Regions from separate parts of the Mus musculus genome. Here region 2 is linked to region 1. A link is a loop called in an ENCODE intact Hi-C map of the cell type or tissue named here. Cell type or tissue: gastrocnemius. All regions are shown on one strand. Links, peaks and the distances in the headings refer to the core of each region. The heading gives the core; the rest is flanking DNA.

Evidence for each region. Hi-C counts contacts between places; a loop is a spot of excess contacts. Peaks named below come from ENCODE experiments on the same cell type or tissue, not always from the same donor. Only the 100,000 strongest peaks of a DNase experiment are listed, where the experiment ranks them.
Region 2: it touches region 1 in a loop (5-fold over the local background); 4 of 42 quality-filtered maps call a loop at or near these places.

Annotation. Positions count from the first base shown.
Region 1 is chr11:115,123,501-115,128,560 of GRCm38, reverse strand. It overlaps Cd300lf (CD300 molecule like family member F), which reads left to right. Exons shown (of 7, transcript NM_001169153.1): 2 at 2,109-2,450; 3 at 4,184-4,313. It also overlaps a transcript of Rab37 not described here. Among named protein-coding and RNA genes, the nearest start is that of Cd300lf, 8.0 kb to the left of the region's middle. In gastrocnemius, for the core only: no CTCF peak of the experiment used is centred there; a DNase peak (open chromatin) is centred at 2,033.
Region 2 is chr11:114,984,309-114,989,368 of GRCm38, reverse strand. It overlaps Cd300ld (CD300 molecule like family member d), which reads left to right. Exons shown (of 4, transcript NM_145437.2): 2 at 1,725-2,066; 3 at 3,148-3,274. Among named protein-coding and RNA genes, the nearest start is that of Cd300ld, 3.0 kb to the left of the region's middle. In gastrocnemius, for the core only: no CTCF peak of the experiment used is centred there; no DNase peak of the experiment used is centred there.

The DNA.
Region 1 (5,060 bases), core at 1,078-3,577:
GAAGGAAGCAAAAATGAAATAGAAAACTCTGCCTCATAAGGACAGACAGCACACGTAATGAAACATGTGATCAGCATAGGTTAACTGAAGAATATTTATTTCAAAAGTGCTAAGCTACCTTCCCCCTCCTTTCTCTGACTTACTTGTGCCTGTGTGGGCCGTGTGCATTCCTGCCAGTGACCATGCATGTGGACGTCAGAGGACAGCTTTCAGGAGTCAGATTTCTCCTTCTACCACGTAGGTCCTAGGGATCAAGCTCAGGTCATCAGGCTTGTTGGCAAGCACCTTTCCCCACTGAGCCATCTCACTAGCTCCCAAAATTATTCTCAAAAAGGAACATTTCAGGGTACCCCAAGTCTTTCAAAGGTGAGGAAGCAGAAGCAACCCCTGTCGCCATCAAGAACGCTCCGAGGCGGGACAGTGTGAAACCGGAATGGGATGGACACCAAGGTCAAGGCAACAGAATGGAAAAATCCATCTGGATATCTCAAGTTTGCCTTTTTGTCAAGTGCACCCACGCAGTTCATGCAGACAATGGGACCTGTGTGTGAGGGAGGGGCCACGGAATATAGAGACCAGAGTCATTCATCCAAGGCGGGTGACTGTAGGAGCCCACTGGAGTCTCCAGCAACAGCCTCTCAGGGCTATTAGATGTGGCTTTGCCTGACTTCCTCGGGGTGTCCGGGTCTAAGAGTCCATGTCCTGTGGACATGGATCTTCTGATCCTACCTCTCTACATCAGCATAGCATGGGGATCATTGTAAGAGGACCTTCACAGATATATGGATTTGGTACTGGAGAGATGCCTCAGTTGGTAAGAGCAGTCATTGTGTGAGCAAGAGGGCTTGAGTTTGGATCCCAGTCCCCACCTAAAAAGCCAGGCTGTGGTTGCTCATGTGCCTATCACCCAATACTGTGAAGGGTAGAGACAGGGATGACTGGCTGGGGCTTGCTGGCCGTAGCATAGCTCTAGATGCAGGTGAGAGACTGTCTCAAAGGAATAAAGCAGAAGGCTTTTAGAAAGATGGCTCAGCCATTAAAGAGCACTTGTTCTTACAGAGGACTCTGGTTCATTTGTCAGCAGCCACACAGTGGGTCACAATCACCTGTAACTCCAAGTCCAGGGGGTCTGACACCCTCTTCTGGCCTCTGAAGGCACAAGGCCTTCATGTGGTACACAGATATATAAGCAGGCAAAACACCCATACACATAAAATAAAAATAAATCTTAAAGGGGCTGGAGAAATAAAAATAAATCTTAAAGGGGCTGGAGAGGTGGCTCAGCGGTTAAGAGGACTGTCTGCTCTTCCAGAGGTTCTGAGTTCAATGGTGGCTCACAACCATCTGCAATGGGATCCGATGTCCTCTTCTAGTGTGTCTGAAGACAGCTACTGTGGACTGATATAAATAAAATCGATAAATTAAATAATTCTTTTAAAAATAAAAAAATTAATCTTTAAAAATAAAAGTATAAGGCAGAATAATAGAACAGGGTACCTGAGCCTCCCTCTGCTGTTTGGGTATTCACTTAGCCTCATGCATTAAACATGCATGTGCATACACACACACACACACACACACACACACACACACACACACACTGGGGGGAATAACTGGTTTTTGAGTCAGAGTCTCACTATGTAGCCCAGGCTAGCTTTAAATTCATGGCCCTCCTGCTTCAGCCTCTTGACTGATTGGTTTGTGTGTGTGCAACACCACACCTGAATGTTGTTTATGTGGTCGGGGGAGGGTAGATGTTAGGAATGGAAGTCACGGTCTCACCCACACTAGGTTCTCTATGTAGTCCTGGATATCTTGGAACTTGGTATGTAGGCCAGGCTGGCCTTGAACTTAGAGACATTTGCCTGTTTTTTGTTTACTAAGTACTGGAATTAAAGCCTGTGCCACCATACTTGGTTGTAATTGTTTTCTCCAGAATTTTCTTGGCTCTTCTGACACAGCAGGATGTCGAGGGATGGCAGGCAGCCTGTATTGGAGAGGAGGTGTCTATCCTTTGACCACTATTCAATTAAAGATGCTTTTGGAATTGGCACTATGCCCCACCCCTGGAGGAGGAGATCAGTGGTCCATGCATTTGTGTTTTCCAGGCTGCTGCACGGCTGAGGATCCAGTCACAGGTCCAGAGGAGGTGAGCGGTCAGGAGCAGGGCTCCTTGACAGTGCAGTGCCGATATACCTCAGGCTGGAAGGATTACAAGAAGTACTGGTGCCAAGGAGTTCCTCAGAGATCATGTAAGACTCTTGTTGAAACCGATGCATCAGAGCAGCTGGTGAAGAAGAACCGTGTGTCCATCAGGGACAACCAGAGAGACTTCATCTTCACAGTGACCATGGAGGATCTGAGGATGAGCGATGCTGGCATTTACTGGTGTGGAATTACGAAAGGTGGACTTGATCCCATGTTTAAAGTTACTGTGAACATTGGCCCAGGTAAGAGGTGTGTGAATATCTCTTTAAGTCCCCATTCTGGTCTCTCAGGTCTTAGGAATTAGCTGTTGCTCAATAGAGCTCTTGCATGGTGGGGGAGGTAGAGTTCTGAAATCCCATATACCCTTGATTGCTTGGGATTAGAAGAGGCAGGTTTTCTCTCTCTCTCTCTCTCTCTCTCTCTCTCTCTCTCTCTAAATATTTCTTTCTTTCTTTTAGTGCACTGATGTTTTGCTTGCATCTATGTCTGTGTGTGTGAGGGCGCCAAGCCCTCTGGAACTGGAGTTACAGCCAGCTGTGAGTCACCATGTGGATGCTGGGAATCGAACCCCGGACCTCTGGAGAAGCAGCCAGGGCTCTTAACTGCCAAGCCATCCCTCCTTCTCCTCTTTCAAATATGTCCCGACTCCTGGAAACTTCGTGCACTTTCCCCTACTCTTCACTGCACAGCTCCATCTGGAGTCTACTCCAGGAGAGGACAGGGCGGTTGTTCCCACCTCCAGTTCACAGGCCAAAGATAACCACTTCCAATGGTTCCCAGTCTCCGGCTCCGGCCAACGCTTTCCTTGAGTTCTGTGGAAAGTTCGCCTTGCTCTCTGAGGAGCTCCAGGTGTTGCCTTCACCTGATGCTGTTCTCTGCCCCTCTCTATCCATCCCAAGGGAAATGGTACCAGCTTTAGTTCTGGTGTTGTGGCCTAACTTGCAAGGTTTAGAAAAGCCTTCGCACACAGTTGCATTTCTGGAGTCTTCAATGTCCAGAGGATGCCATTTGTGCTCATTAATGATGTTCTCTTTGAGAGTCCTTCTAGAGTGCAGAGCTCATGCTGGTGGTGATGGTGATGGTCGTGGTGTGGCATTGGTGGTGGTGGTGCTAGCTCAGAGGTCTTGGTGTATAGGCTTGGAAGAGTTTCTCTCTTGGGTTCTGCTCGGCAGCATCAGACAGGCAGTACCAGGTCAGAGGGCACTTGGAGGATAGCGGTAGCAGATGAGAGCAGTCAGTCTGCCATTACCAGGACTCCCTGAGGTTCAGTATGGTGCAAACCTGGCATTAGCCTGCTGAACCCTGACAATGCCCTGGGAAGAGGGTTGTTCTTATTATTGAAGCTTCTTAATTTGTCCCGAGCAATGTGTCTTCCTGACTAACAGGATTTTCTTTTCGCTATTAAAGGATGTTTATTTATTTTATATACATGGATGTTTTGCCAGCACACATGTAATAATGTGTACCATGTGTGTCATGTGCCCACAGAGTCCAGAAGAGGGCATCAGATACCCTAGAACTAGAGTTACAGATGGTTGTAAGCCACCAGGTGGGTGCTGGGAACTGAACCTGTGTCCTCTGTAAGAGCATTGTGTGCTTTTTAACAGCTGAGCCATCTCTCTTTTGCTCCAATATTAGCTGTTGACCTTAAAAGTTTCAAATCTAGGTTATGTTAGCAACTCTTCAAGTTCCCTGTCTCTTGGGGGGAGGCATTGGCTGAGGCATGTCATAGCAGGTGAGGTACATGGCTGTCCTTGCTCACCATCCTCCTGAGACTTTGTTCCAGCCCTACCTGCCTCAGAGGCTCCGGCTTCTCTTAGAGACCAAGAGGCTACTGTAGACCAGCTATACTGCTTGCCATAGCTTTGCTCCAGGGTCCTCTGGCTGGGAGGGCTCACACTCCCTCACAGGTGCAGAGCACGTGCATGCCGTGAGTGGGTGGCTGGAAAAGTGTTCTAATCTGTCTTATGCCAAGCAATCCAAGTACCCATTACAGTGCCAACCATGCCCCCCATCACCTCCACCACCACCATCTTCACAGTGACAACCACAGTAAAAGAGACCAGCATGTTTCCAACGCTGACTAGCTACTACTCTGATAACGGGTAAGTCGTTTTTGGATGCGGCTGTCTTCTGTAGCCCAGTTAGGCCAAACTCTTCCGACAGTCTCTGAAGTCTCAGGCTCTGTTTGTAGAGATTGAAATGCTGGCCCTCCCGACCCGCCTTCAGTTCCCAGGGAGCCCTAATCCTGGAACAGAAGGTGGCTTTTAGGTTTGCCGGTTCATTTGTTCATTCATTCATTCATCCCACGATAACCAGAACTAGTTCCTTTCTGGTAGGCATTCGTGTCTAGAGACATGAATATAGGGTTCAGTGGGAAAGAGAGAGTTATGGGAAGTCAGCAAGGCTAGTGTGGCTGGGATGTGTGTGTGTGTGTGTGTGTGTGTGTGTGTGTGTGTGTGTGTGTGTGAGAGAGAGAGAGAGAGAGAGAGAGAGAGGAATGGCTCTTGGTCCAGCTTCTAGGAGCCCATGGAGGACTATGGAGAACTTGATCCTCTAGATCTCTGCAATGACTGACGAGGGCTGGAGAGAAGGCTCAGTGGGTTGGAGCACTAGCTGCTTTTATAGTGGATTCCCAGCATACACATGGCAGTCACAACCATCTGTAACTGCAGTCCCAGGGGATCCACTCTCTATTGCCTCTGAGGACACTGTACACATGCGCACACACACACACACACACACACACACACATTCACACACACATATACACATACACACACATGCACACATACACACATGCACACATGCACACACATGCACATACATACACACACATGCACACACACAGA
Region 2 (5,060 bases), core at 811-3,310, 140 kb after region 1:
GACACAGTAATGAATACTTACAGGGGCTGGGTGTGGTGGTGATTACCTTTAATGCCAGCACTCAGAAAGCAGAGGTGGGTGGACCTCTGTTGGTTCAAGGCCAGCCTGGCCCACATTTTGAGAAAACCTGATGGAGTACAATGTGGCTTTTTCACAAGTTTGTACAAGATGTAGTGATCAGATCAGGGTAGCTGGGCTTTCATCAGTCATTTGTCATTTCTTTGTAATCTTGTGTATGAGGTATTTTGAAATATTCTGTTGTCAGACATATTTTCATCTCTCTCATACAACACTAAAAGTTGTCATTCTCATCAAATAATAGATACCCCTGTGTCCTACAAACTCTATCTCTAATTGCAAGCACTCTCCTGTCTTCCCTAATACCCTTCCCAGGCTGATAACCTCTTTTCTATTTTCTACTCCTTTGAGGTTAACTTTTGTTCTTTTGAGAAAAAATGTGTCTCTGTGATATATGTGTGAAAATGTTTGTGTGTATGTCTCTCTGTGTGTGTACACACATGTGCATGTGCTCTCAGGTGCACACATGGGTGCACACATACATGTGGAGATTGACACTGGATCCCTTTCTCTAACACTCTCCACCTTGTTTATTCAGACATGGTCTCCCGCTGCTCCTGAGCTCACAGATTCAGTCTATCTGGCCTGTGATCTCCAGGATCCTCCTGTCTTTCGGGTTACAGACACCCCCACCTCACCTGGCTTTCTACCAGGCAGACCCATAGTCTGCAAAGATTCCCACACTGCAGGCTGTCTCTCCATGCTGTTGGTTGTGTCCTTTAAGTTTAAAATAATTACATTCAGCAATTTTTTGTTTTCTAACTTGTGGCATTAGGAAATGTTTTGTTGTTGAAGCCAATACCCTGAAGAACTTTCTTTATACTTTTTCTTCCTCCCTCCCTCCCTCCCTCCCTCCCTCCCTCCCTCCCTCCCTCCCTCCTTCCTTTTTTTCTTCCGTTATGTCTTTCCTAAGAGTTAATAGCTGTATCTAGACACAACAGAAGAGGGCATCAGATCCCCTTACAGATGGTTGAGAGTCGCCATGTGGGTAGTGGGAAGTGAATTCAGGACCTCTGGAAGAGCAGCCTGTGGTCCTAACCACTGAGCCATCTCTCCAGAGCCTGCTTTATCATTAAGCAGGTATTTGGAATTTGTTGCTTGTGCATGCTGTGTAAGCCCCTCACCAACAGTGCTGCGTCCTCAGACCTACCCAGGAGCTCTGGGACTCAGATTCCACGGATCTGAAGGACAGCACAGGGTCTGCGTGCTGTGAGCTCTGCACCACATGGAGGTCAGATTGCTTGGTGTCATTTTGGTCAGCCTCCAGGACATCTATCCCAGAGACTGCTGGAATGACCAATAGTGGTTTCTGTGTGGCCATAGGATGTGTCTTCTACAAATGACCCTCCTGAGGGCATTGGGTCTGGAAATGAAGCTATCAGTGGACATGGTCTTCTGACACTTCCCCTATTCCAGACATTGGTCATTGTCACCATTGAATCTTGTGAGAGCTATAACTGGGTTCTTCAGCCCTTTTGTCTTAGTCTTTTTTTCTTTTGTTAGTTTTATTTTCTTTTGAGGCTTTAACCAATAGGATAAAAATGCTGATCTGCCTTGGGAAAAGGGAAGCCTTTTTCTGGTTGTTATTCAGCTCATGAACTCTACTTGGCTCAGTAGGAGATCAGTGGTCTGTTTGTGTTTTCCAGGCTGCTGCACGGCTCAGGATTCAGTCACAGGTCCAGAGGAGGTGAGCGGTCAGGAGCAGGGCTCCTTGACAGTGCAGTGCAGATATTCCTCATACTGGAAGGGTTACAAGAAGTACTGGTGCCGAGGAGTTCCTCAGAGATCATGTGATATTCTTGTTGAAACCGATAAATCAGAGCAGCTGGTGAAGAAGAACCGTGTGTCCATCAGGGACAACCAGAGAGACTTCATCTTCACAGTGACCATGGAGGATCTGAGGATGAGCGATGCTGGCATTTACTGGTGTGGAATTACGAAAGGTGGACCTGATCCCATGTTTAAAGTTAATGTGAACATTGACCAAGGTAAGAAAAAATTCCAGAAAATCCTGGTTGGGGTTCAGCAGGATCAGCAACCCTTGTAAAAAAAAAAAAAAAAAAAGTCTTACTAGAAAAAATAAACTGAGTCTACTCTACTTGTTCTGTTTTTTCCAAGAAAGAGAGTGAGGTGGGGAACCCTTGTCTCCTTGTATGCCTGTCTTAGATATTCTCAGTCCTACAGATCTGTGAATTGAACTCAGAATCTCACCTGTGCTAGCCAAGCGCTTTGCCACTGAGCTAACGTCTCTTCCTGAGACCCCGCTGCCCCCTATAACATAACATAAAGGAAGCTGCAGAACCTTTAATTCTGGGCAAGATTGAGTAACAAGGATGAGGTTTATGTCTTGCTTTAAACAACTACAACAAAGAAAATAGACAAAATTGGAGCTGGAGAGACGGCTCAGAGATCAAGAGCTCTGGTTGATGATCCAGAGGACTGGATTTCCTTCTCAGCATCTACATGGTAGCTTGCAGTCATCTGTAATTCATTTTCAATGGATCTGACAGCCTCTTCTGGCTTCAATGGGCACTGCAAGTGCATGGTGCACACAGATACAAGAGAACACCCACACACATATACAAAAAATTTTTCTAAAAAATGAAATAAGCAAAATATGCAAAACTGAAGTGTTTCTGCATATGGTACACCAGGCAGTAATGGGTGTGCTCTGAAGGACGTGAGTTTTAAAGAGAAGCTGTTTCTTTTCTCCATAAAATCATCTTTCCTTAGAGAAGAATGAAAGTGTTAGGCCTGGTGGCGCACACCTTTAATCCCAGCACTAGGGAGGTAGAGGTAGACAGATCTCTGAGTTTGAGGCCAGTCTGTTCTACAGAGTGAGTAGTGTATGATTTGGGGTTACACAGAGAAACCCTGTCTCCAAAAACAAACAAATAAGAAACAAGCATACAAATAAATAAAATATAAACAAACAAACAAATAAAGTCAGTAAGTCCCGGATGGTGGCTGGAAATTGAGCCCCTGAACTCATAGTGGAAAGAACTTAACACCATTCGCAGAACTGGATTATCCACAGGAGGACTAAACCATGATCTCTTCTATCTCCAGCCCCAAAAAGTTCAATGATGACCACCACAGCCACAGTTCTGAAATCCATACAACCAAGCGCTGAGAACACTGGCAAGGAACAAGTGACTCAGAGCAAAGAAGTGACTCAGAGCAGGCCCCACACCAGGTAAGCAGAGCTGCACCCTGGCAGCTCCTTCCCACTGGGCTGACCCTGTGGTCTCTCCCGGGGTGGGGTGGGGGCTCCTGATAGAACATAAATGCCCAGGAATCCTGGGATTCAAGAAAACCAATTATTTCTTGACAAGTATATTACAAGCATTATTTAACATGGCTATATTCTTTTATCTGAATACCAAATTAGCCTGTCCATATGGTCATTTTATTTGCTAACCTCAGTCCCTGTCCTGTAGAAACACTAGGGCTGGCAGATTCTCCTGAAAGCCTGAGGTGGGCTCCCAGTCCTTTCACCTTTTAGTACACCAAGGCTCCCCTTCTAAGCCTCAGCTGCAGGAAGGTAAAGTCCTCACCTGAGTGACAGGAGAGACTGAGCACAGCTTTTGTGTCTCCCCTGTGTGTGCCCCAGTGGGCAGGACAGAGGGCCACAGTTGGGTCTCCACTGAATAGAAGAGATCTCTCTCCCATCAGCTTCAGGTTTCAGCCTATAATTAAATCTCCTTGTTCCTATCCATCTCTGCCAAAACACAATGTGGGGTGGGGGTGGGGTCTCCACAGTGCAGAGGAGGAGTGGGAAATTGGAGACTGTGGTGTGCCTGGATGATGCCTGTCACTCTTGAAGGTGTCCAGAGGATTTTCCAGCACTGTAGAGCTACCTTGGCCTAATTTCATCATGGCCTGTTGGGGTCAAGTCTCCAGGTCAAGGACACAGATAAACCACAAGCTAAGTTAAGGCATAAGCCACCTCTCTATTTCTCCCTCAGAATTGTCCCTCAGGTCTCATCCAGTCCCCTGTCCTTTCTACTGTGTTCTTTCTGCTCCCTGAATATCAAGTTATACAAACATGTCTCAAAGCCTCCCACCTCATAGGCTCTCTCATGGATTTTTTTTTTTTAATTCTTTCTCTGCTAGGGCATTGGAAGTGTTTTTATTGCTTGTTTGTAAGTGGATAAAAACTTAGTTATCAAGTGACAGAGGTTCCAGGTTCCAGAAATGTAGAGTCCAGGAGAGTGTGAAACACGGAGAGACCTCAGTCCTTGGAGACATTTCAGGACACTGGATGGTCTGCCAAGATTCACTCTCGCGTCTCCAGGAACATGTTGGGCTAGCTGTGACTCACAGAGTATCTGCAGTTGTAGATGCTTCCTTCCCATCAGCTGAGGATGGCCTCTTGTTTTACCAAAGGAGAAGCCAAGGATGGCCCAGGGAGGGAGATGGAGACCTGGGCAGGGAATAGAGCATGGCAGAGAGGTGGGGAATGGTGCTTTATACCCTCAGGTCCTCATGGTGCCTCAGGGTATAACAAAGGAACACAAAGAGCTGCAACAGCAGTGTCAATCCACTGACAGAGTACAGCAGCCATCTGACTGCGGGCCACCAGCCAGTTGATTGACCAAATATCTCGGTGATGTTGCCTCACCAAGTAGCATAAAGTTTGCCACTGTCACACTGGATATTTCTGTTTGGAGTGAGCCCCAAGGCTCCTAACACATGGACACTGATGAGGTAGGAGGTGTCATCCTGGTGAAGAATGTAGCAGAGGCCAAGGACAAAGGTCAGGGAGCACTGACACCTTCAGTCTGGATTAAGGATATCAGGTAAAGCTTTCCAGGGTGAGAGAGCTTATCCTGCAGGCAGCATGACCAGCCATGCACTTGTAGGGAGGCAGACCTAATAGCATCTCAGGCTTGACTTTATCTGGCCTTGAAGGCAAGGATATGGGCACCAGGAAGGCTGAGCCCTCTATGCCATGTGGTTGCTTACTCCCTGCCTTCTTT